Regions from separate parts of the Homo sapiens genome. Here region 2 is linked to region 1. Evidence: read pairs that join two places in POLR2A ChIA-PET (ENCODE). Cell type or tissue: PC-9. All regions are shown on one strand. Each heading gives the region's core, and the rest is flanking DNA. Links, peaks and the distances in the headings are about the cores only.

The links. Peaks named below come from ENCODE experiments on the same cell type or tissue, not always from the same donor. Only the 100,000 strongest peaks of a DNase experiment are listed, where the experiment ranks them.
Region 2: POLR2A ChIA-PET joins it to region 1 with 14 read pairs; 2 of 35 experiments call an interaction of 5 or more read pairs at or near these places.

The regions. Positions count from the first base shown.
Region 1 is chr3:127,310,380-127,322,927 of GRCh38, reverse strand. It overlaps LINC02016 (long intergenic non-protein coding RNA 2016), which reads left to right. Exons shown (of 5, transcript NR_110147.1): 5 at 201-621. Among named protein-coding and RNA genes, the nearest start is that of PRR20G, 29 kb to the right of the region's middle. In PC-9, for the core only: no CTCF peak of the experiment used is centred there; no DNase peak of the experiment used is centred there; H3K27me3 peaks cover 2,851 bases.
Region 2 is chr3:127,067,624-127,080,171 of GRCh38, reverse strand. No RefSeq gene overlaps it. Among named protein-coding and RNA genes, the nearest start is that of PLXNA1, 91 kb to the right of the region's middle. RefSeq lists a silencer at 4,381-4,450 and enhancers at 8,640-9,140, 9,141-9,641. In PC-9, for the core only: no CTCF peak of the experiment used is centred there; DNase peaks (open chromatin) are centred at 5,081 and 6,061; H3K4me3 peaks cover 885 bases; H3K27ac peaks cover 1,676 bases; H3K27me3 peaks cover 95 bases.

The sequences.
Region 1 (12,548 bases), core at 2,631-10,630:
GGCCTTACCAAGCGTCAGAAGAAGACTCTATCTTATTCAGGTGAACAGTAAGGAGACCCACCTTTGTAACGAGGGGACCAGCGGTGGCAGCCCTTCTCACATGGAGTGCCCAGTGATTCAGTCACACATGGGCCCAGGTGCTGCTGGGAGGTGTTTTGTAGATGTGGTTAACGTCTGCAATCTGTTGACTTTATGTACAGGAGATGATCCCGAATGAGCTGCATAGGCCTCATCGAATCAGTGGAAAGCCTTGAGAACAGAGCCAAAGTTTCTCTGAGGAAGGGGAAATTCTACCTGTAGACAGCAGCTTCAGTTCCTGCTGCAGTTTCCAGCCTGCCCTTCCTGATGTCCTTCCCTGTGGATTCCAGATTTGCCAGCCAGTCCTCATAGCCACATAAGCCAATTGCTTGTAATAAATCTCCTAGTGTTAATGATCCTTTAATAATATACATATAAATAATATATCCTAGTATTAATAAATCAATCTCCCTCTCTCCATCTCTCTCTCTCTCTCTCTCTCTCTCTCTCACACACACACACACACACACACACACACACACACACACGTCTTACTAGTTCTACTTCTCTGGTGGAACCTTGACTGATATAGATGAGTAACCAGAAAAAATTTAACGTGGAGAGGGGGCTTGACCAGATGTTTTACCAATCTGTATAGACAACTTTCCAAAATGTGGTCAGTCAGGACACAGTCATCAGTAGTCTAATCAGGTGGACTTAACTATCTAAGGCCAAAGCACAGCCAGCCAGTGTCATAGATCTGGATGGCACAATCAGTATAGCAGCTGTCCAGAACACAGCTGACCAGGCAGGATGGATTAAAGCCACAATGTAGAAGACAAGATGAAGACAGGCAATTGTCCTGGACGTGGCTGTCCAAGAAGACAGTCATGGGGGAAATGGCCAGTGTTTCCCAGGATCTGAGTGGCCAGTCCATAGTCATGAGGCTAAAACCAAAAAGGATTCACTGTCCACGACACTATGGCCAAGAACATAGTTCTCAAGGGCAAAGCCAGTGTAGACAGAGCGGATAGGACATCAATGACCAAGAACAAGTCCCAAGGATGCACAGCCAATGCCAACATGTAGATGGTTCTAAACTGTACAGGATACTCATGGCCATGCATAACCTTGAGGGAAGTGTCCTTGAGACAGCCACCATGTGTACTTGTGCTAGAGGTAGGCTGTGGTTTATTTTTCTCATTTATCCAAGAAGCTATTTTTGTTCATTAAAACCTAGTTACTTGCTGTATCTAGCCAGGATCCTGGAGTGCTCGCTTGGTTAATTTAAGCAAGCAGAGCTTTGACAAAGTAATTTTATTGTCCTCTGGGATTGGCCAGCTTATGCCAAGCCTCACTCTTTCTGTTGAAATGGAGTTAATTTTCGCTGAAATTGCTTCTTAGCAGACAAACATATTCCCCATCATTGAGGGCTTATGCTTCTGCAGCTCTATTATTCCTTAATTTACACACTCGGCAGCATAGGATCCATGCCCAAGACAGACAGAGACTCCTGCAGGTGGAGGAAGGCGGAGAAGACGGCAGCCCCTGTTCAGCTCCTCATACCTGGTTAGAATTAGCCGTTAGCAATTAGTCATCAATCATCCAATCAGTCTGTGCAGCCAGAGCCCCCAGTGTGCCCAGCTCTGTGCCAACCACAGCAAGAGGATGCAAGGAGGAGGGGTTCCCTGTCTGAAGAACCCAGTTTATTTGGGGAGGTGAGACTCAGACATGGGACTCAGAATTGACACAACACAATATTAGCTCAGACTTTGGCTCTGGTCCAAGACATGGAATAATGGAGCGACTTGCTGATGGGACATGAAAAGATGGAACGGTCTGAAAAAGAAGGAAAGAGAATGGCCCTTGGAGGGGACCTGTCATAGAGGAGCCCTGAAACTTCTGGTAAACCTTCAGGGAGGGGCTGCAAAAGTGGGCAGAATAGGATGGACTGGGTAAATGGGTCTAGGAGGAGCACAGTGGCAATCAGTGTTCTTCAGAGTAAGGAAGGACAGGAAGTGTTCAGGACAGGGCAAAGGCCAGGACTGGGGTCAAGACCATGACAATTAAGCCAGCATCTGAGTCACTATCATTGCTGGCCTTAGAGTCATGAAGGGCATTCAAGGTGAGATCAAGGCTAGAGGAAGGGCAGCTTGGCCCACAGCTGATGTCATGGCCAGCACCACGGAGAGCTCCCGTAGGTTCTGGTGCCTCCCACACCCAGTGGGCATAAATATTCAGATCCCAGTTGTAGAAGCAGAAATAAGTAAGCCCATGTTCTTTCATTCAGCCTTGGCTAGGAAATATAACTGAAGCAGAAGACATGGGCTTTGCCTAGCAGCTAATGAAGAACCTTGAAAAAAAAAAGGGAGTCTGTTGACACAGATGCTTTGAGAAGACAAGCAATAAGCTAGCCATTACATCTTGTTAGATGGATTAGGAGAACACTGGGGAATATTTGCATACCAATTACCATAAAATTTGAGTTCAATCTATACTTATTTTATGACTTGCCTTCAGAAAGTTGAGTTTCTGTGTACATCTGTTTGCTAAGAAGATTCATTTTCCTGTAATATTGAAATTTTTGTCATAATAGTTTCAAAAAGTGTTGACTTGTAACATTAACATTGAAGATTAAAAATGTTTATTAAAAAAAGCATTTGTTAAAATGTTTGTAGTAGGAAAGTGTTTATGCAAAGCTGCTTATTCACCTTGATAATGAACCCAAACCAAGCTGTATAAGTGTTGAGTTCCTTAATATTAGAAATATAGTAAGATGCACATTTCCATGTAAAATGTATCTGCAAGCACAACAAAATACTGTAACATACCAACTTTAAAACCCAAAGCATAATCTTTGTTCACAGAGGGTCAGGTGTATCTGGCTCCAGGCTCCAAGGAATCACACATCTGAACCTGCCCCATTCTGCTGTCTCTCTCTATGACTCTGCTGGGGCACTAAGCCCCCGCTTCCTTGGAGACCTTGCTCCTGTGCATCATGTGTTGTTGTTGTTGTTGTAGTTGTTGTTGAGATGCAGTCTCACTCTGTCACCCAGGCTGGAGTGCTGGAGTGCAGTGGTGTGATATTGGCTCAATGCAACCTATGCTTCCTGGGTTTAAGCAATTCTCGTACCTCAGCCTCCCTGAGTAGCTGGGATTACAGGTGCACACCTGCCATCATGCCCTGCTAAGTTTTGTATTTTTAGTAGAGACTGGGTTTCACCATGATGGCCAGGCTGATCTGGAACTCCTGACCTCAAGTGATCCACCCACCTTGGCCTTCCAAAGTTCTGGGATTACAGGCATGAGCCACCATGCCTGGACTGTGTGTCATGTGTTTTTAATTTTATTCACTTGTACTGAGTTTGTGTCTGCCACCTAGAAATTTCACTTACTGCTTTAGAGCTCAGCTAAGTTCTTAAAACTTAAGTATGTAGCTGGATGCTGTCTCAGTCCATTTGGGTTGCTGTAATAAAACACCCAGTTTACAAACAATAGAAATGTATTTCTCGCAGTGCTGGAGTCTGGGAAGTCCAAGATCAAGACAGCAGCAGGTTCAGTGTCTGGTGAGGGCCCATTCCTCATAGATGATGCCTTCTTTGTGTCTTCACGTGGCAGAAGGAACAAACAAGTTCTCCCTGGCCTCTTTTATAAAGGCACTAATCCCATTCACAAGGGCTCTGCCCTTTTGACCTAATTGCCTTCCAGATGCCCCACCTCTCAACACTACTGCACTAGAGATTAGGGTTCAACATATGAATTATGGTGGGGAGACACAAGCCTTCAGACATAGCAGGTACCTCCACACTTTTGGGGTGCATGTTGGGGGTGGATTTTACACGTGCCTGCTCTGTCATTTGACCTACAAGTTCCATTTTTCACTCCTGGCTGGTTAACTAGTTGGGTAACAATGTAGACTGTGAACTTTCACAATGCTCAGCACAAAATAAGACTTATTGTAGTTTGATGGATTGATGAACAAAGAGATGAATGAATGAATGAATGAATGAATGAGGCTTCTTAGGAGAGCAATTTAAATTCAAGAGACAAATCACCAGCACTGAAGGAGCAGGAGTGGGGCAATCTATTGGGAGCTGATTAAAGCAAAAGCTTACACAGCCTCACCTGGCCCTGAAGGCTGCTCAGTGTGCAACTCAGCCAAAACTTGGACAATGTGAAGGAGGAGTTTGTTCAATTGACCCTGGATACTTCCACTTGCTCTTGAGGGAGGAAGAGGCAGCAAGACTGAGATGCTCCAGTTTGAGGATCTAAAGCTAGACAAATTTGAGGTTGAGTCTCAGCATTGCAGTATGAGCTGTGTGGCCTTGGCCAGGTTACTCAATGCTTACTGCCTCAATTTTCTCAAGTGTGAAATAGGGAAGGATAAACAAGAGTGTAGCCTCATCAGGCCACAGAGATGCTTAGACACCAAGCACTGCATCTGGCACCAAGGAAGTGTTCACATAGCCATTAGAATTGTGAAGCAGGTGACACCTGCTGCCTACCACCTGGAGCAGGATGTCAACCCACTGCACAGTTTACAGGTGTCAGGGTTGCCAAGAAAGACACAACTCACACAGGCACTGGATGGAACAATACTTTACTTACACGGAGAAACTTCACTAGTGACTGTTGGTTCCCCGTGGCCAGTGGGTCTTGTCCTGAAGCCAATGCAGGGAGGTGGTCTGCACGTGCCCCTCTCAGGCTGCAGGTGAAGGACCTCATTTCCCTCTTGTCGGCAACAGATATGGCAGTGAGGTTGGCCAGGCACGATATGATGGATACGCTGAAGCAGACCAAAGAAGTACACACGAGGAAACAACAGAGAAAGGTGTCCTCAAGCACGGTGGTGAGTTCAGCACAGGTTGTGTTTCCTGAGCTCCTTATCTCCAGGGAAGGAATGGCTCCAGGCACAACCTCATGAGATTGAGCAGGGGTGGAGCAAGCTGCTCACGGCTGCCTCTCCTGGCAAGTGTTGCTACCAATACGATGGTCCTGGTGGTCATTTCTTGTTGACCCCCTGTGCATCTCTTTCTCTTTCTCAGCTTCTTTTTTTTTTTAAATTGTATCCTTCTCACCTTCTTTATGAGAACCTCTCGTCTGTGCGTCATGAGGCTCCGACCTCAGCTTCGGAGGAAGCCCCAGCAGTCTTGGTGCTTCCTTCACCTCTTTGGCTTATTTCGTTTTTCATTTATACTATTGTCTGATTACAACATCAACATATGTTCATTGTTTTAAAAAGACAAAAAAATCCCTAAACATGCAGAAAAATGGAAAGAACGAAATTTAAATTATTAATAAGTTTATCACTGTTGTCAGTATTTTGGAGTATTTCCTTCAAGCGTTGTTTCTACAAATAAACATACACACATTATAAACAAAGTTGAAATTATATTACATACAAAGTTCTTAATATATGTTTTTACTTAACATTTTCTCATCTCATTACATATTCTTTGAAAGCACCTTTTTATGCCTACAAAGCATTTTATCTTATGGGTGCAACATGCTTACATAACTGCAGCAATGTAATTCTGGTAGATGATATATTTTTGAGTCTTGTCCTCAGATAACAAACATTTGTAGCATGTTGCATTTGTCTAAGTCTGTACTCAATTCTACCTCACACGCTTTCTTCAGATAGCAGCAATTTTGATCTAGTCATTTCCAGGTGAAGTCAGTCACTTGAGATTTAAAATCAGATCATTTCTGTTTGTCTCCTTTTTCCTCTTCTCCTAGGTTGGCATCTAAGATTCATTCTTTTCTGTTTTTCAAAAGCAAAACCCTAAACGCCTCAAGACACGAAGTCAACACCACCACCAACAGTCAGCTTTCCCACCAGCCCAGGTAGGATAAAGCCATGCAACAGCAAGTCAAAAGGAGTGGAGGCCCGAATCCCAAAGACAGCAGAGTGCAGGTCCCTGGAACCTGCCTGGGTCTGTACTTCTCTCCGGCTGCATGGCACCATCCCCTGGGAGCTTTCCGAATTCCTGAAACCGGGCCATGCTCCAGATGAAGGACATCAGATTCCATGGCTGGCTCCTGGCTTCAGTGCTTTTTATATCTCTCCAGACGATTCCAGTGTGTAACAGCCAGTGCTACTTGCCTTTTGCTGTGCACGTGTGGTCCAATCAATGGATACCATTCCGTTAAAATGCAGAATCTTGGTCCCACCTCAGACCTGCCCCCTCAGAATCTGCACCTTAGCAAGGTCTCCAGGTGGCTTAAATGCACATTAAAGTGTGAAGAATTTATATGAAAAATAATAAAAGTCGTAAAAACCATTTATACAGCTCTTAACCTCTCATCCGTATTGATGGTATAAGAGGACCAATAATTGGCTTTTGAGAAATATATGGAATAGGATTATTTTGGAGAGAGCTCTGCTGTGATTCCCACCTTGCCCAAGGGGTGTGGTGGGGATGTGATCTTGTCATCGTACCAAAGAAACTGCTGAGAGCTTGCTGTCTGCTCTTGCAGTTTGGGGAATACCATAGCACACTGTCTGAATCACATATGAAAGTACAGGCCTGGTGCTGTGGCTCATGCCTGCAATCCAAGCACTTTGGGAGGCCAAGGAGGGCAGATCACAAGGTCAGGAGTTCAAGACCAGCCTGGCCAATATGGTGAAACCCCGTTTCTACTAAAAATACAAAAAATAATTACTTAGGCATGGTGGCACGCACTTGTAGTCCCAGCTACTCGGGAGGCTGAGGCAGAAGAATCGCTTGAACCCTGGAGGCGGAGGTTGCAGTGAGCTGAGATTGCACCACTGTGCTCCAGCTTGGGTGACAGAGTGAGCCTCTGTCTCAAACAACAACAGCAACAACGAAAGTAGAGAGGGTGAGGGCTGGCTGAGTGACCTGCAGAGGCTAAGCTAAAGGACTCTGGTTTGGAAAGTCACTGCTTCCAAGATTTGCTGGGCTAAGGAGTGAGTGAGCGTGTCACCTGGACTGGAGGTGGACACATGCCTGAGAGAGCCTCCTGGCTGCCCGGGGCTTGAAGGGACACACAGATCCAGGGCTGTAGAAGGAATTGGGAGTGATCACAGCAAGAGGGCTGTCAATATGAGGCATCCTCTAGGATGAGCAGCCCCTGGAAGGCCCTGTAAGAGGAAGTGCCAACTTGAAACACCTGACACATTCCAGAAACCAGAGAACAACCAAGTTCCCAATCAAGGAAAATTCTTCCTGTCCCCTGCTCCCCAGCGGGGGTAATGTAGCTTGGCATGGTGGAGGAGTGGAAGGAGCTGAGCACGCGGTTCTTCCTGGTCTGCAGCAGGCCCCAGAGCAGGGGAAGGAGACATGGCTCTAAATCCTGTCTGATTGCTTCCTGCATGAGGACGTCGGATCACTGAGTTGACACAGAGGCTGGTGATTTAATGTGGCCCTGGGATGCTGTATTGGCAACACGATGACTATAACTATCACTGCCCCCGCCATCTACAGGACCAGAGAAGTTATGGGGCCTGCCCAGCAGGGAAGAATAAGGAATGGAGAAAGAAAACTCAGAATGAAGTTACATCTCCTTGTCCTGCAATGGCTGGCATGGCATTTGCAGGCTGGGTGGGGTTGGAGAAGTCCCCAGGCAGAGGCCTCTGAGGCGGGATGGATAGAATCCCAGATGGGTTTGGGAATCTGTATAGGAGAAACTCTAGTGCCTGCTGCCCTGCAGGGCTCTGGAAGGCCACGAGTGGTCCAGGGCTCCTCTGGGGCCTGGACTTCCTTGGGATTCCACACCTGGCCATGGAATGAGGCAAAGGAGGTCCTGGTGGGAGGTGTTTGGGTCATGGGGGGAGTCCCTCATCTTGCTCTATAAATTCCAAAAGAACTGATTGTTCAAAAGAGCCTGGCACCTCCCTCCCCTCTCTCTCTTTCTTGCTCTGCTCTTGCCATGTGACTTGCCAGCTCCCCTCCTCTTCCACCATGAGTGGAAGCTTCCTGAGGCCTCACCAAGAGTAGGTGCTGGAGCCACGCCTCCTGTACAGTCTGTAGAACTATGAGCCAAATAAGCCAAATAAACCTCTCTTCTTTATAAATTAGCCAGCCTCAGGTATTTCTTTATAGCAATGCAAATGGACTAGGACAGGGTCTATTACAGCATTACATACATATTCATATGTAATCTCTGGAAAGCTTTATATTAAATGTTAGTAGAGAACTCTTTGGGTTATGGAATTGTAGGTAATTTTTATTTTAGTGATAGCTGTGCTATGATTTTTACATAGAATATGTATTACTTTGATAAAAACAATAAAATTTATCTTAGAAGTCCTTTTCCATATTGTCATAAGGTAAATTATCATGTTTATTTTCTTCTACTTATTTTATTGGTTCACTTTTTACTTTGAAATCTTTAATCCATCTGTAATTAACTTTGGTGCAAGGTGATGATCTGTATTTTTTTAGAGTATTTAGTCAATATCCCAGTAGACTTTACTGCACAGCCCAGCCTTTTCTTCTGATGTCTTAGCCTTTCTTCCTATTTTCCTTGCTCCTGTATTCTGTGTCACCTCTATCACGCATAAGTTTGTCATACATACAAAGTCAGTTTCCATTTATCTGCTCAGCTATTCTAGTGCCAGGATCACACCATGGTATTATGCCTTTTAATAATATTATTATCTAGTAATGTAGATCATGCTCATCATTTTTTAAGTGTATTCTTCCACGTAATCTTCAGAACTACCCTGCCAATTTGAACTAGATATCACAATTATTTAAGAAGAAATAGCATATTGGAACTATTTAGACTTTCCATTCAGGGACATGGATCTAATAGACTTCTTTAACGTCTGTTATTATCTTAATTTTTTTTCCTTTGACTAATACCTGCAGTCTTCTGTGGGGGGAGTTCTTGGCTGAAGAAAAATAAGACTTCAATTAAAATTTGTTTAAAAAGCAACAATAGTGAAAACCCTACATATTTAAACAAATGGGGACACTTAAAACTATATTCAGAGGATTATTCAAAGCCTTAAGCACTTTTTTTTTTGAGATGGAGTCTCGCTCTGTCACCAGGCTGGAGTGCAGTGGTGCAATCTCAGCTCACTGCAACCTCTGGCTCCTGGGTTCAAGTGATTCTCCTGCCTCAGCCTCCTGAGTAGCTGGGACTACAGGTGTGTGCCACCACGCCCAGATAATTTTTGTATTTTTAGTAGAGATGAGATTTCACCATGTTGGACAGGATGGTCTTGATCTCTTGACCTCGTGATCTGCCCATCTTGGCCTCCCAAAGTGCTGAGATTACCGACGTGAACCACCTCACCCGGCCAAGTACTTTCAATAGTAGGTAAGAAAATCTGAAAATAAACTAAGAATTCAATTTTTTTTAAAAAAAAGCAGAGCTAAAGAAAGCAAGAGAAAGGAAATGATAGTATTACAATCATAATTTTGAAAACAAGAAAATTAGAAGAACTGATGAATAAATCCAAGGTCCACTTATTTAGTCTCTAGATGTATTAATGGATTTGTCTGTTTCTTCTATCAGTCCTATCAGTTTCTGCTCCATGTGTTTTAACACTGTGTTGCTAGGTGCATGTATGTTCAGGATTATTAATGTCGTCTTGCAGAATTGACTCTTTTATCACTGTGCAAAAAAGTCCCCTTTTCCACAAATAATATTTCCTTTTATCTTTTGTGATGCCTGTGTTTGTCTGCAGCTTTCAGTTAGTATTTTCATGGTATATTTTTTCATCCCATTGTTTTTATCCTCGTTTTGTCTTCCTTTTTGTAATAAATATTTATTTCTTTTTGTAATAAATTGGCAATAGTAAGTAAAATGCTTCTTTGAGTTCTTTGATTTGTCCTGGCAAATTATTAAACATGAGGAGGGCACTCATGGGAACCCTGATTCACAGCAGTTCGGTCAGAAGCACAGGAAAAACGACCTGGGGCTGGTGATTGGTATCAACAGTGGGAGCAGACTTGTGGTGCTGAGCCCTCAACCTGTGATATCTGACACAATCTCCAGGTAGGTGGTGTTGGAATTGAGTTAAATTGTGAGACACCCAGCTGGTGTCTGCTAGAGGATTGCTTGTTGTGTGGGAAAAACCCACACATGCTTGATGTCAGAAGTGAAATATTGAGGGTGTCGAGTGAGAATATAGTAGGAGAAAAAAATGTTTTTTTTCCTTTACAGACAAGTGATCAATACAATAAACATGGAGCCCTCTAATTTATTAACCACAGCCTGTTAGCAGTATAGAAAATTTAGTCATAGGATGAAAACGTTTTACAACATCAAAATGAGGAAGGTACTGTGTCTACAGACAGAGGACATGTGTGTTACAAATGCACACTGCATTCAGGTCTGTGCTGGTCATCTTGAAACCCTGAAAAAGTGAAAGATTTTATCTTACAAATACAAATGATCAAAATTGATTCAAGAAAATGTAGAAAGGGGATATATTGGGAACTATGAAAGAATAAAAGTATGCAAAAGCAAAAATGACCTTCAATGATAGCACTGGAGTTTTGCTGGGTAGGATTTTTGTTGTTGTTGTTCTTATAAATTTCTTTTATTTCATTTTAACTTGAGAGATTTGCTTTAGGCAGACCTTGACATACTTTAATTCCAGTCTATTTGATTATTTTGCACCCAAGTGAAAAAAACTTACTGATTATTTATTTGGCAAAAATTATTAAGTATCACCAGAAACTGAAAAGTGTGATGCAGTCTCTGTCCTTCAAAAATTTGCAAATAATAGGGTGGGAAATAAGAATATTAAGAAACGTATAATGTACTACCTAAAAGTTATAAATAAAAACCAATGAATCTAAATGGTCATACCCAATTTATATGAAGTGAAACATATTCATGAAATATTTGATATATGGGTTTGAAAATGAGGTGGAAATTACTCGGGATGACTTGAGATAAAAAATTTTTGATTGGGGTGACATAATGAGACATTAGAAAGATTAATTCAGTAGTGGTGTAAGGATAGATTTGAACAAGGATGAATTAGAATACAATATGACTAGAAGGCAGGAAAGGGGTTAGGAACCCATTGAGTAGTTTAAGTGAAAGGCAGGTGATGGTATCCTACACTTCATGTTACCACTGAGATGCTTGAAAGTGAACAAATTTGGGAGATGTTGTTGCAGCAGAATTAGCAGAACTTGGCAAGGAAGATGAGTTGAACATGACTCTAAGGTTTTGAGCCTTCATGATTCAGAAAAAAATTTGGTGGCATGAGCAGAAATAGGAAAGTCAGCATGAGGAAAGGTACAGGGAGGCAAGCGGGGTGGAAAGAGAGTGACATTGAATGTCTGTGTTTTTAGGTATTTGAGATGCTGGGAAACCTCTTGGGTCTAGTAAGGTAAAAAACTGTCATGTAGGCAGATATGGCTAATAAAGAGGATGCCATTAGTTTGATAGACAAGTAGTTCTGTTAGTTGCCAGCTCTATGACCTAGGGCAAGTTATTATCTGACCCCATCTGGTTTTAATTTTCCTTGTCAGTATAAGAGAGAACTGGCTTTAGTAAAAGCTGGCTTAGTAGATTGATGCACCCTTTGGCAGGTATGAAGTGGTTTGGAACCAGTTGCCAAAATAATTTGTCCTAGATTTTCTACAGGCTTTGGATCAACCCTGTTATCTCACTATGGTCTCTCTCAAAACTTAAAGAAGATTTGCTGTTCCTGTGATCACCAAGATTGCCCAAGTTGATGCTCATAGATGCCCCCAGAACCTTTGCCTTCTGGACCATGAGTATACATAGTGACAAAGAGGCCTTTATAAGATATATGCTGTTAGCTTCCCAAAAGCCTACTCCCACTAAGATAAAAGGCACAATTGACTCCGTGTCTTTTTACTCCTTTTCCACCTTCTGAAAAAAAATGATAAAAAAAGACCTCATAATTTTAATGGAAAAAGACGAAAGAAATCCTGTATTAATTTCCTTGTTTTTATGGGAAATTCCTCATTGTAGGACTTGAGTCCACCTTTCCCTTTTTAAGCACCTACTTCATCCAACATTTGCCTGAACAGAGTGATGTTGCCAATGTTTAGTCGGTAGTGACCTCTAAACAGAGATAAAAAAATGGTAAAAATGTTGCTCAGCTGATTCACCTGCATCTGATTAAAAAATTTGATGTTCTGTTTGGGATATTTTCTTGTAGAATTAGAATGTAAAAGTTTGGTGTTTACAGCTGGGAATATTTCCCTGCTGGCTTTCAGTTCATTTCGTTCCTCATTAACCTTTATAAATATTCTAAACGGAAATACCCTTTTATTTAAGATGCAGTGCTTTCTTAGCTAAAGAATGAAAGAAAGCTTTAATATGGCTGTTATGTTCCTGTATCACCTATCCTAGGAGAAACACAAGGAAAAGCAGTGTGGCATTCTTGGAAAAAGATTTTGGAGTTACAAAGACCTAGAATTCCACTTTGGCTCTGTGACCTGGTAGCTGCATGACCTAGAGCAAATTATTATTCAGCCTTTCTAGGTTTTACTTTCTTCATTGGTGTGATGGGGTTAATGCCTGTGTATTCCAACAGTTGTTAAGAGGATCCAGTGGTATAATGG
Region 2 (12,548 bases), core at 1,963-9,962, 240 kb after region 1:
AGAATACCTCACTGACATTTTTATATTGATTACATATTGAATAATAATATTTTGGATAAATTGGGTTAAAAATATATGAAAGATAAGTAAATACAAACAGACATGTAAATATATCCATACATTTAAATTAATTTCTTGTTTAATGTGGCTACCATAAAATTTCAAATTACATTTGTGACTTGCATAATCTTTCTCTTGGATGGGGCTTTTCTAGAGCATTCTTGGAGGGGGCAGTGGTTAGACCAGGGGTCAAGGAGAGCCTCTCTAGGGCGGGAACACTGGAGCTGAGAACTTCAGGAGTGGAAGGAGCCAGTCATGTGGAGACGGAGAAACAGCAAGTGCAAGGGCCCTGCAGCAGAGTGCATTTGTCATGTCTGAGGCACAGAGAGAAGGTAGCTGCCTGCATATGAGTGAGGGAGAGGGAGAGGCAATTCCTTCAGACATATGGGCCATGCCCAGACCATGTGGACTGGAGAGTCCATGGTTTCCAGAAATGGCCTCACCAGCGTCTCTCATTTCATGTGCTCTTCTGCAAGTGACACAGCCACTCTCCATCTATGTCTCCTGGCCTTGAAACAGCATGCACTTGTGCCTTCTTGGACCACTAGAGTCCAGTGGAAGCGACATTATGTAACTTGCCAGGCTAGGTCAGAAAAGGCCTGCATGCAGCTTCCTCCTGCTTCCTCCCATGCTCTCCAGAAACCCCTCTCAGCACCTGTCCGCCATGCTGTGAGGAAGCTAGAGTCCCTTGGGGACATGTGGGCAGGCGCTCCAGTCTACAGGCTCCACTGAGCCAGACCTGGTACAGCAGAAGCAAGCCACATGCTCAGGTCCCATCCAGAGTCCTTGCACACAGAATGCCTGAGCAGAACAACATGGCTGGCATATTCCACCGCACAGCTACTCAGGGTTTGTCACCTGTCCGTATTTGCCAGGACATGTGACACAGTGAGGCATTTAAGCTGCATTCTAAGCTTCTTCAGCAGCCTTTAAGCATGCAAGTGGCAGGATTTGACTTTTAACGTTTAAAAGATGCCCTTGGCTGCTGTGCTGAGAACTGATGGGGGAGGGGCAAGAGTGGAGGCAGAGAGGCCAGTAGGCAGCACTGAGGGGCAGGGTGCAATGTGGACCACGACACTCACGAAGCTCCCTGCTAGACCTGCATTGCCTCCCAGGCCTCCCGCAGCCCCATTGTCACCACCACCCCCTCAGACAGACGAAGAAAGCGTGCACTCGAGGAAGCCAAATGATCAATCCAGGGTCACAGGGCGAGCGACTGGCCAGGAAGGATTTGAACCCTGGTAATCTGGCTCTGAGTCCCTCCCCTACCCCCCCTGCTGGGGTCTCTCAGGACAGAAAGACCCCAGCAAAGACTCAGTGCCCAGTGCCGGGCCCAGAGACACCAGCCAGGGTCCTGAGCTGGGTAAGAGCCATCACCTGGGACCCGTGTGTGTGGGGCACTCTGCTTCCCCCAGTTCCTGGAAATGTCTCCAGCTTATCCACTTGCTCTGACCACGGTCTGCCTTTGGTATGGACACCTGGTAAACCCCACCCAGCACTGGCCTGGCCAGACCCACCAGGGAGGTGCGGGGAGGATTCTTTCCCAGGAGGCATTAGAAGACCAGAAGCCATTAATATCTGCAGCAGCCTTGGGCAAGTCCTTCTCCTCTCTGGGCCTTAGTTTCCCCATTCTGTAAATGGGCGGGAAAAGAAAAAAGACCCTCTAAATTTCTTCTCAGCCCTAATGCTCTGGAAGGCAAGAGACCTGAGACCTGGGCTGATTTGTCCCTTGGTTGCAAGTGACAGAGACCCTGTTCCAAGGAGGAATGGACTGGCTCAGGTCACTGAAAAGTCCAGGGGTAAACTTTAGGTGTGGCTAGATCCAGCGGCTCACCCAGTGTCATTAGAAACTCATCTGTCTTCTCTCTCCATCCTGAGGCAGGGCCTGCAGGGCCTGGCAGCTCCAGGCTTAATATTTTTGCCCTTAGCTATACCAGAAACCCCAACCACCCCCTGACATGGCCTTGACTGGCTCTTCTTGGGTCACATACCCACCCACTCAGAGACCAATCAATGTCCCCCAAGGGATTAGAATGCTCTTGGTGGCCAGCTTGCTCACACCACCTGGTTCACAAGGAGATAGAGCCTTGAGACTCCAGCAGTTGGGGTCGGGGGTGGTTTTGAAGGCAAAGGAACCAGCAGAAGTCCTCTTGGCGCCCTCCTCCTAAGTTGTTGTGAGATGGGGGAATAGGTCATGGATAGTATGCAGGGTTATGTGGCCTGAAGTGCTGTCTGGGCCAGCCACCCTCAGGATGGCCCAAGCCCTAAAGCCTGCCCACACCCCCGACCCACGGCCAGTCTGCACACGGCAGAATCAAAGACACCCATGTGGCACTTCCTGCTCAAAGCTGCCCAGATCTCTGTCTCCCAAGGCCCCACTAAAGAGATTATGGGCCTGTCTTTTAGCAGAAACCCTGGGCCTCTGGGCTGGCTCTGCTAATCCCGACAAAGGATAACAGGCCCCTAATTAATTCTCCAAATCTGATGGCAGTGTGAACACCAGCCAGTCCACCCGCCTTAATGAGTTTAATCGACTGGACTTGACGATTTTATTCGAAACCTAGGGCCACAAATTAAGCTCTTAAAAATGCACTTGAACTTGATTGGCAGCAGTAATCCCAACAAAATCTGTTTAATCCTTGGGCTGCCCACGCAGGAACAGCCCGTGCGGGGCTGTGGGCCTGCAGCTCAAACGCTGGGATCCCCTCCCTTCTCAGCTCCAGGGCTGGGTCTCCTCTGCCTTCTGCCTTTAGGCCAGGAGGGAGGACCGGGAGAAAGAAAGTGCCCCGCCTCACCCCTACTGCCCAGGTGCACACCTAAGTACCCTTCAACCCTGGCCCAGACTACTTCTCCAGGAGTACTTCTCCCACATTTCCTGGTACGGCTCGTGGTGCTCCCACCACTGGTGTGACTGGCTCGCATGCTCCGGGGGCAGAGCCACCTGCTGCCCATTCCTGGGTCCCAGCCCCCAGCTTAGGTGCTGTGAGTTGAATGTTGTTGGTGGCCAGCTTTGCACAGATGGCCCCAGGGACATGGCCCCCATGGACTCTGTCCTCCTGAAGAAGATGGATTGCAAAATTGGCCACAAGGCTCCATCCTTCCTCTGGAGTCCCTTGCCCCACCATGTGATTCTGGCTGGCCAGATTTTGCTTTGACCACTAGCATGGGTGGGAGTGATATGCCACTGCTCAGCCTACACTTCACGCTCCCTCAGAGCCCTGCCTCTGCTTGACCACAAACTTGGCCTGGAGGCTGCTGGAGAATGGGAGGCCCTATGGAGCCAGGTGGTCCCTGTGGAGGTCATTCTGAGAGGTGACAGTGTGCTGGCAGCCCTCGAAGCCCTCGCTCGCTCTTGGCGCCTCCTCGGCCTTGGCGCCCACTCTGGCCACGCTTGAGGAGCCCTTCAGCCCACCGCTGCACTGTGGGAGCCCCTTTCTGGGCTGGCCAAGGCCGGAGCCGGCTCCCTCAGCTTGGGGGGAGGTGTGGAGGGAGAGGCACGGGCGGGAACTGGGGCTTCGCGCCACACTTGCGGGCCAGCCTGAGTTCTGGGTGGGCGTGGGCTCGGCAAGCCCCGCACTGGGAGTAGCTGGCTGGCCCACAAGCCCCGGGCAGTGAGGGGCTTAGCACCTGGGCCAGCAGCTGCTGTGCTCAATTTCTCGCCGGGCCTTAGCTGCCTCCCCGCGGGGAAGGGCTCAGGACCTGCAGCCACCCATGCCTGAGCCTCCCTGCCCCGCCGTGGGCTCCTGCGTGGCCTGAGCCTCCCGGCGGAGTGCTGCTCCCTGCTCCACGGTGCCCAGTCCCATCGACCACCCAAGGGCTGAGGAGTGCCGGCAAATGGCATGGTACTGGCAGACAGCTCCACCTGCGGCCCCGGTGTGGGATCCACTGGGTGAAGCCAGCTGGGCTCCTGATCTGGTGGGGACTTGGAGAATCTTTATGTCTAGCTAAGGGATTGTAAATACACCAATCAGCACTCTGTATCTAGCTCAAGGTTTGTAAACACACCAATCAGCACTCTGTATCTAGCTCAGTGTTTGTGAATGCACCCATTGGCACTCTGTATCTAGTTAATCTGGTGGGGACTTGGAGAACCTTTATGTCTAGCTAAGGGATTGTGAATGCACCAATCGACACTCTGTATCTAGCTCAAGGTTTGTAAATGCACCAATCAGCACTCTGGGTCTAGCTCAGGGTTTGTAAATACACCAATTGACACTCCTTATCTAGCTAATCTAGTGGGGACCATGGAGAACTTTTGTGTCTAGCTCAGGGATTGTAAACGCACCAATCAGCACCCTGTCAAAACGGACCAATCAGCTCTCTGTAAAACAGACCAATCGGCTCTCTGTAAAATGGACCAATCAGCAGGATGTGGGTGGGGCCAGATAAGAATAAAAGCAGGCTGCCCCAGCCAGTAATGGCAAGCCACTGCATGCCCTTCCAGACTGTGGAAGCTTTGTTCTTTTGCTGTTTGTAATGAATCTTGTTACTGCTCACTCTTTGTATCTACACTGTCTTTATGAGCTGTAACACTCACCACGAAGATCTGCAGTTTCACTCCTGAGTCAGCAAGACCACGAACCCCTTGGAAGGAAGAAACTCTGAGCACATCCAAACATCAGAAGAAACAAATTCTGGGCAGGCCGCTCTTAAGAACTGTAACATTCACTGCGAGAGTCTGTGCCTTCATTCTTAAAGTCAGTGAGACCAAGAACCCACCAATTCCGGACACAAGTCTACAGCAGCCAGCCGGAAAAGTCAGCAACAGGACACTGGTTCTTGAACAAGCCCAGACCACGGAGTTCAGCCCAGGCATTAGAGCTCAGTTAAGACCATAGAGCTCAGCCCAGCCCAGCCAAGCATAGCCCAGACTATGGAGCTCAGCCCAAACCACAGAGCTCAGCCCAGCCCAGCCAAGCATAGCCTAGACTACAGAGCTCAGCCCAACCCAACAGAGCACAGCCCAGACCACAGAGCTCAACCCAGACCAGCCAAGCACAGCCCAGACCACAGAGCTCAGTTCAGACCATAGAGCTCAGCCCAGCCAAGGATAGCCCAGACCGTGGAGCTCAGCCCAGACCAACCAAGCATAGCCCAGCTCACAGAGCTCAGCCCAGACCACAGACCTCAGCCCAGCACAACAGAGCACAGCGCAGACCAGCCAAGCACAGCCCAGACCATGTAGCGCAGCCCAGTCCAGTCAAGCACAGCCCAGACCACAGAGCTCAGCCCAGACCAGCTAAGCTCAGCCTAGACTTCCCAGCTCAGCTTGCCAATACTTAAAGTCTGAAAATAGTATATGATATTGTTTCAGGCCCCTGTGTTTAGAGGTGGCTGGTACACAGCTCAGCTTCCTGGGACACCTCCCCCACTAGCCCAGCTCTCTGCAGAGTTGTGGTAGGTTCTGCCTTTACCCTCCAAGGTCTCCAAGTGTTTAGGAGCACCCGTTGGAAGTACGCTGTCTGCCACAGCCAAGCCTTTGCTTGAGCCTGCCTCACCCCCAAGCTCCCCTAACTTGCAGTCATTGCCCCTCACTGCCCTGCTCTGGAGCTGGCCCTGTCATTAACTCACCAGCCAGGTCTCACTAACTTCAGCTCTTTGGGAGCAGAGCCATGGGAATGAGCCTTGTCTTCCCAGAGGGTACCTGGCTGTGTTCAGATTGAGTTTCCTCCTGCCCAGTGACCAGGGCTGGATTGGATGCTCCAAGTAAAACAAACACACTAGCACATGCATGCACACACACGAACACTTGCACATGACCACACACACATGCACACGGATATGCTCCTACAGGCACCACACACAGTTAAAATAAGCTCATTATACTCTGGCCGCAGGACAATTTACCCTGTAGCTGTTTGCTAAGAAAGCCACTCAGAGAGGACAAAAGAAAATCCAGCTTTTTTATATATTTCAAAATATGTTTTCTCTATCAGATTGGCCAGACTCCAAGTGTTTTCAGTCTGCTCTGTGGGCCAGACCTCAGGAAAGTGAGCACTGCTTGCCTTGCTGCTGGAAGGGTTCGTGGCATGGCCTCTATGAAAGGCAGTGTGGCAATTCCCATCAACATTATCCACTGACCCAGCAATCCCACCTGCGGAATTTTGCCCTGCAGGTGTACCTACCCACATTTCAAGAGACTCTGAGCAAGATTACCCACACCACATTGTTTCTGGCAGCAAAAGAACAGGAATAGCCCGAAATGCCCATCTCATTTTAAAACCTTGCAAATGCAGCATCTGTTTTACAAAAATAACAATAATGAAAAGCTGCAGAGTCAATGAGTGAATGCATGCTGGTCAAGCAAGCAGTCATGGTCACTGGGACGTTGGGAACACTCCGAACCCCACTCTGATGCCTGCCCAGCTGCAGCCCCTCCTGCGGGTGTCAGCACCGCCCCACCCCACAAAGCTGGCCTGACGCCTCCTCTGTCCCTCCCCAGCCCCTCCTAGCACACACGCCAAAGGGACTCTAGCCATCAACCCGCTGCTCGTCCCAGTTCTACAGCAGCCCAGAGGGGCGTCCAGGGCTGACTGAGCAGCAGGGCGGCCTGAGGCCCCAGGGCTCCCAGCGCCAGCCCCGCCTGTGAGCCCAGGAAGCAAGCTGCTTTGATGAAATTTTCACACTCCATGCATCTTTCAGGAGGAGGAGTTGGGTGGGGAGTGGAGAGGGAAGCTCCCTAGATGCTTTCTATGCTAGGGCTGGGCCTAGGGGCTGGGACCACATCAGTGAAGGTAGACCAGCAAGCCCCAGCCCTCCACCCACCCCCACTGGCCATACCAGGCAGGAGAGGAAGGCCTAGGAGGGGAGCAGTCACCTCTCGTTCTCACAGCAGCCGGCTATGGCCCTCTGACCACTGGTCTCCACTCTGCAGTGGTCAAGAGTGAGGCTTCTCCCCAGTCCTTGCCCTGCACTGGCACACGATGTTGGCAGCAGATGGACAGAGGGTCAGCTCCCAGTTACCTGTGTCCTCAGAGGCTGGAGGAGTCTGGTCCCCACCCTCCCTGCCTGCCAGGCCTGCGTCTCCACCTGGGAAGGGGCACCACACCTACCTGCCAGATGTTCCACACCCAGTACGTGCTGGGGAGCAGAGGGTCACTCTGCCCCATCCATGTCTGTCTCTCTTCTTTGTCTCTCTGCTCCAGCCCTGTCTCCACCCTCCATTTGGCTTGGGAAAGTCCCTGTGCTTCCCAATCCTGTTCTCAGTTCTCCCATTTCTCCTGGGAGTGAACAGGTGTGTGATCCGACACAAGGGAGGTCCTCCATGCCTGGGCCTGGCTACTCTGCACAAGTGGGACCCTCACCCAGCTTCAGGGCAGGCCCACACCTCCCAGCCTTGCCCAGCCCCACAGTCTCCATATGGGTTCCTTCAAGGCTATGCAAGGATTCCAGTGCCAGTAGTGTGCATGGGGGCTGAGCCCAAGACCCCCTGGAGGGCTGTGAAGAAATGAGAGGGGGAAGGGAACCTGCTGGGAAGGGCTCGACACAGGCGGGTGGCCACTTGCAGGTGGCTGAGGTTCAGTCCCGTGGACACCAGAGACTTCTGAGGGTCACGTGTGGGGTCTGTCCTTGGCACTTCCACCCTGCCATGCGTGCATGAAGTTGAGCAGCTCTGGCGACTTTCAGGCTGGGGCCAGCACTATGCACAGGGCTCCGGCTGCGTTTGCTTGCTCTTCTCCTCCCTGAAGCACTTGGTCATGCAGTTGTGCCCACTGAGAGCTTGCAATGGCAGCTCCCACTGTCCCTGGGAAGCTGCTCTTGGCAGATGGGGGGAGTCTATCCCAGCTCCTACCTTGAAGACACTTCTGCCACTCCCCGGGGGTCTGCACTGGCTGCCTTGCTGGGCCCTCCCTCCTCTCGCCTCCTGCCCCAGACTTGCTAAGCCCATGTGGGGCGGCAACGAACCCTGCATGTGCTAATTCAGCAAACATTACCCAGCTCCGGCCAAGTAACAGCACTAACTAATCCTGCCAACACCCCTGCAAGGCACATACCCTCACTGCCTTTTACAGATGAGAAAACCAAGGCCTAAAGAGCCAAGGTGACTTGCCTGAGGTCTCCCAGCCAATGAAGAGTGGAGCCAGGGCTGAAACTGGGCCTGTCTCACACCAGCCACCATGTTTGAAACCCCCTTGGAGGACAAGCGCCGACTCAGCCTCCGTGGGGCTGCTCAGGGACTCCGGGGCGCTGGCTGTCTAAGGAGCAGACCCCTCTGGACGACACCCACATCTGCTGGAGTGGCAAGGGCACACGCTGCTGCCCCAGGCACTCTGCCCACAAGTGGCACCAATGCCTGGGCTCTAAGTGGCACCCCCGCACCCCAGTTATACCTGGGCATCATGTGACCACGCCCCTCCTGCACCCCAGGCCCATTTCAGCCTGAGCTCTGTTGGCTCGGCCCCTCTCTCTTGAATCACTCATTCCTTTCCCTCTGCACAGCTGCCACCTGCCCCACCCTGTCCCTGCCACCATCTTCTCTTGTCTGGCCAATTGCAAGGGCATCAAAGCAGATCTCCTGACGCCACTCTTTTACAACATATTTCCTGCTTCAGCTCATGGCATGTCTCTACTCCAGAGCCTCATGAGGCTTTCCCTCACCCTCCTTACCCTGGCCTGCCAGGTTGCATGGTCCACCCCCTGCTGATGCCTCCACTGTCACAGGGCCACCTGGTCCTCACCCCACACTCTACCCCATCCTCACTTCCTCTGCCCACTGCCCTCACCCCTTGCCAAGATGATCCCTTCATCCTCCAAGCTCCAACTTAAATGTCCCTTCTCAGGATGACTGCGGCTCCTTCAATTGTTCTCCAAGCTCTCTGAGCATCTCAGCAGGGTCCTGTACAGATGGAATTTTCCAGAGACAACCGTAATGACACTTTCCATATGACACCCTTCTGCAGCGTGGCCTTCCCATCCTCCCGTCGTGCCCTTTGGATGTGGGCAGGATGGAGCCTTGCTTGCAGCCAGCAGAAAGTGCTGGAAGTGGCGCTGTGTGATGCCATGGTGAGGTCAGGACAGCCACACCGCCTGTTCTCGTTCCCTGGAGCACTGCAGCTGAGGCTCCACCACCTCAAGGCCACTCACGAGTCACCTGTCTTAGCCTTCAAGTTCTCCCAGGCCTGGCACCAGATGTGTGAGCAAAGGAGCCCCCACTCACTTCCCATCCCATCTCCCCCAGCCTTGGAGTCTTCCCAGCCGGGCCTGGAGTACAAGCCAGCCATCGCCTGCCATGCCCTCTCCGAACTGTAGCCACAGCATCTGTGAGTGCAACAAAATGGCTCAAGTTGGTGCCACTACGTGGAGGTGGAGGATTTGCTGTGCAGTGATGGAACCCCGGCATTCCCAATCCTCCCAGCCTGGCTACAAGCAGTCTGTGCCTTTATAGGAGCAGAACCAGGACGGGTCTTTCCTTTGAGGAACAATTTTCTAAGTCTTTTGAATCAGCAAAGGACAAACCAGGGTCCCTTCTGGAAGGCAGTGTCTGGCTTCCTTGTGGATAAGAAGGGCTGTGGGGGCAGTTACCTGCACCCCTGACTGGCTCACTCTGTCTGGGTGCTGGGGCAGGAGTGGGCAGATGAGAGTCTTTGGCTCAGCTGAGGGAATTCTCATGGTGAGGATGAGAGTCCCACGGTGTGGCAGGGCCAGGGACTCGTGGCCAAAACAGTGTGGGAGCAGGCTCTCCTAGAAGCTGGTTTTAAGGTTTCCTTTCCTGAGTAGCAACTCCCAACACACTCAAAGTATGGTCCTAGCCAGTGGCGTGCTTGTCACCTGGGGACTTGTTGGAGCTACCCAGCCCTGTGCGCTGGGGCCCCACCCTGGAGCAAGCCCAGACCTGAGGCTCTGTGCAGGCTTAGGTCTAAGAGCCTCTGCCCTCCGTAACCAGGACAGCCTGGGGGTGGCTGTGGGTGGGGACTTCTGCCACCTCCATGCTTGGGGGTGGCAGTGTCAGGGCTACAGGGTTCTGAGCAGCAAGGATGGAGGACGGCAGAGCAGTGAGCAGGTAGTGTGGGGCGGCGTGGGAGCTGGGGAGACGTGGACAGCCATGCCAGGGACCCTGTGCACTGGACCAAGACCAGCCAGGGCCAGTGTGCAGGCGATCGACAACAGGCTGCGAGCTCGGGAGCGGGGCACAGGGCTCGGGGCACCCTCAGCCCACACTGGAGGACCAGCAGCAGCTCCTGGAGCCCCCTGGCCAGAGGGGTCTGGTTATCCACAGAAGTTTCCTCTTTAGGAATGGGGTCTGTGCTTTTTGAAGGAAGAAACTGAGATTTTACTAGCAACTTTTCAGTTCGTGACCCTCATGTTACTGTATTGATTTGTATGTTAACTTGACCTTCCCTGCCTTCTGCCTCTCCCTCTCCCCTTCCTCTCTCCTTCCTGGTCCTGTTTACTTGGAAGGCGGTTGGGTAACTTGTGTGTTTTTGGACAGGAGAGAATCGTTTAAAATGTTGCTCTGTGATTATACTTTTTCTTTGGTTGTTATATTCCTTTTTACTCATAACTCCCTAGCCCTTAATTCTCATTTTTGACCTATGGTTTCATCTACTTAAAAAATTACCTCGTGGCGATGAGCTTCACCCTTGTTCTTAATCTTCGCTCTTTTGTGTTTCCAGCCTTCTGCTTGGCAGCTCGTTGGCTTCTCACCTTTTATCTCCTTATCCTGCATCTCATTTTCCTATCTTTTATTACATTTACATTCTAAAGTTCTCATCTTTGTTAGGTTTCTGTGACTCTCTTGTTTCTAGATCTTGTGTCATGCACTGTAACAATATTACTTCTTACGCTGTGATGCCTGATTCTTTATTTTCATCTCTGCAGCCTCCTGGGATGATCCCTCTCGTCTGCATACCCTTTCTCACCTGCTGGTAGGCCTCGCGCTGCTGCTCACGCTGGCAGACGGGCAGTGTGGGCTGGGGGCCAACATGGGTGGGACAGGGCCCCTTCACCTCCACACACTCTACCTGCTCCTCTCCTGGGCTGCTCGAGGCTCTTTGAGACACTTGTCCTCTGAGAGCCCAGGACACCCTCTCTCGGAGGTTGGCCCCACGGCTTTCCAGGACCAAGAGGCTCTGACATTGCACGCAGGGCTCCAGGGGCAGCTGGCCTCAACCTGAGGTGGCCACCCCATCATCCCACATTCAGAAGCCACATGGGGTGAGGAGGCAAGTGGCCGAGCCTGCTGACACCCTGTGGAGAGAGGCCTGAACCCATGGGACCCTGGGCTGAGCCCTAAAAGCCAGAGGGACCAACAGAAGAGCTGGAGATCCTCTTCCCTGATGAGAGCTACACCAAACACGAGAACCAGGAGCACCCCAGGAAGCCCCAGTGAGGAAGCCTGGGCGGGAGTGGCTGGGAAGCTGCACTTCCCCAGGCATGGTAGGATGTGGGTGGGGGCACAGGAGCCGTCAGCCTCCCAACAGTGCCTATAAGTGTCAGTCCCGTGGCCTGTGAACACTCTATCCACAGACCAACCTCTGCGGGTACCCCCACGGCAGCTGGGGTCCCTCTGGCTCAGGTCCCAGCCTCATCACCTGGATGTGTGAGGGCCCACCAGGGCCCATATGTGAAGGGGGACAAGGACCCCCGCCTTGCAGGGACATTCTGAGAATCTGTGTGTGAGACACTGGGCACAGGGCCACGGCCCAATCCTTCTGGGCTCCTGTTTTCTTCTCCTCCTTCGTCCCGGCAGCCAACCTCAGCACCAAGGCTGCTCCTAAAAGCAGACTCCTCTCCCCACGCCCAGACCTGTGTATTCGTTTTCTATGCTACACAGCAAGTTACCACAAATGAAGTGACTTAAAGCCTTGCCCATGCAGGCCGGGGTTCGGCACAGGTGTCTTCAGGCTGGATCTCAGGGTCACTGGGGCATGGTTCTCAGCTGAGGCTCCCGGGCCCTCCTGTGAGCTTGCTGGGTGTTGGCAGTACTCAGCTCCTTGCAGTGGTGGCACTGACGTCCTGTCTTCCTGCTGGTGAGGGGGGCTACTCCCAACTCATGGACAGTGCCCGCCAGTCCTGGCACACAGCCCTCTAGTAATGTGGCACTTGCCTATCAGCAGCCAGCAGGAGCTCCTCTCCCTGGACTACTGAGTCCAATCTAATACTGCCTGATCCCAGGTGTGACGCTCCATCACCTTGGCCACTGAATGTGATCTCATCAAGGGAACAGCTGTCCCATCCTATTGACAGGTCCTGCCCATGCTCTAGTGGATGGATCACACAGGGTGTGTGCCCCTGGGGCAGGAATCTCCAGGCCATCTCAGGATTCTTCCCACCACATCCTGCAGGCCCACAGTGTTCCTGAAGGCCTCCGATCAAGAGCCCTGACTCTTGGTTAATGATGAATTTTGCCTAGCAACAATTGCCAAGCAACAGCTCTTCAGAAAGAGATGTCAAGGTATTAAACAGATACTCCACGGCTGGGATGAGGAAAGACAGGTCAGTGGGTGCTGGGCCAGGCCTGCATGCAGGACATCCTCTGTCCAGGCTGT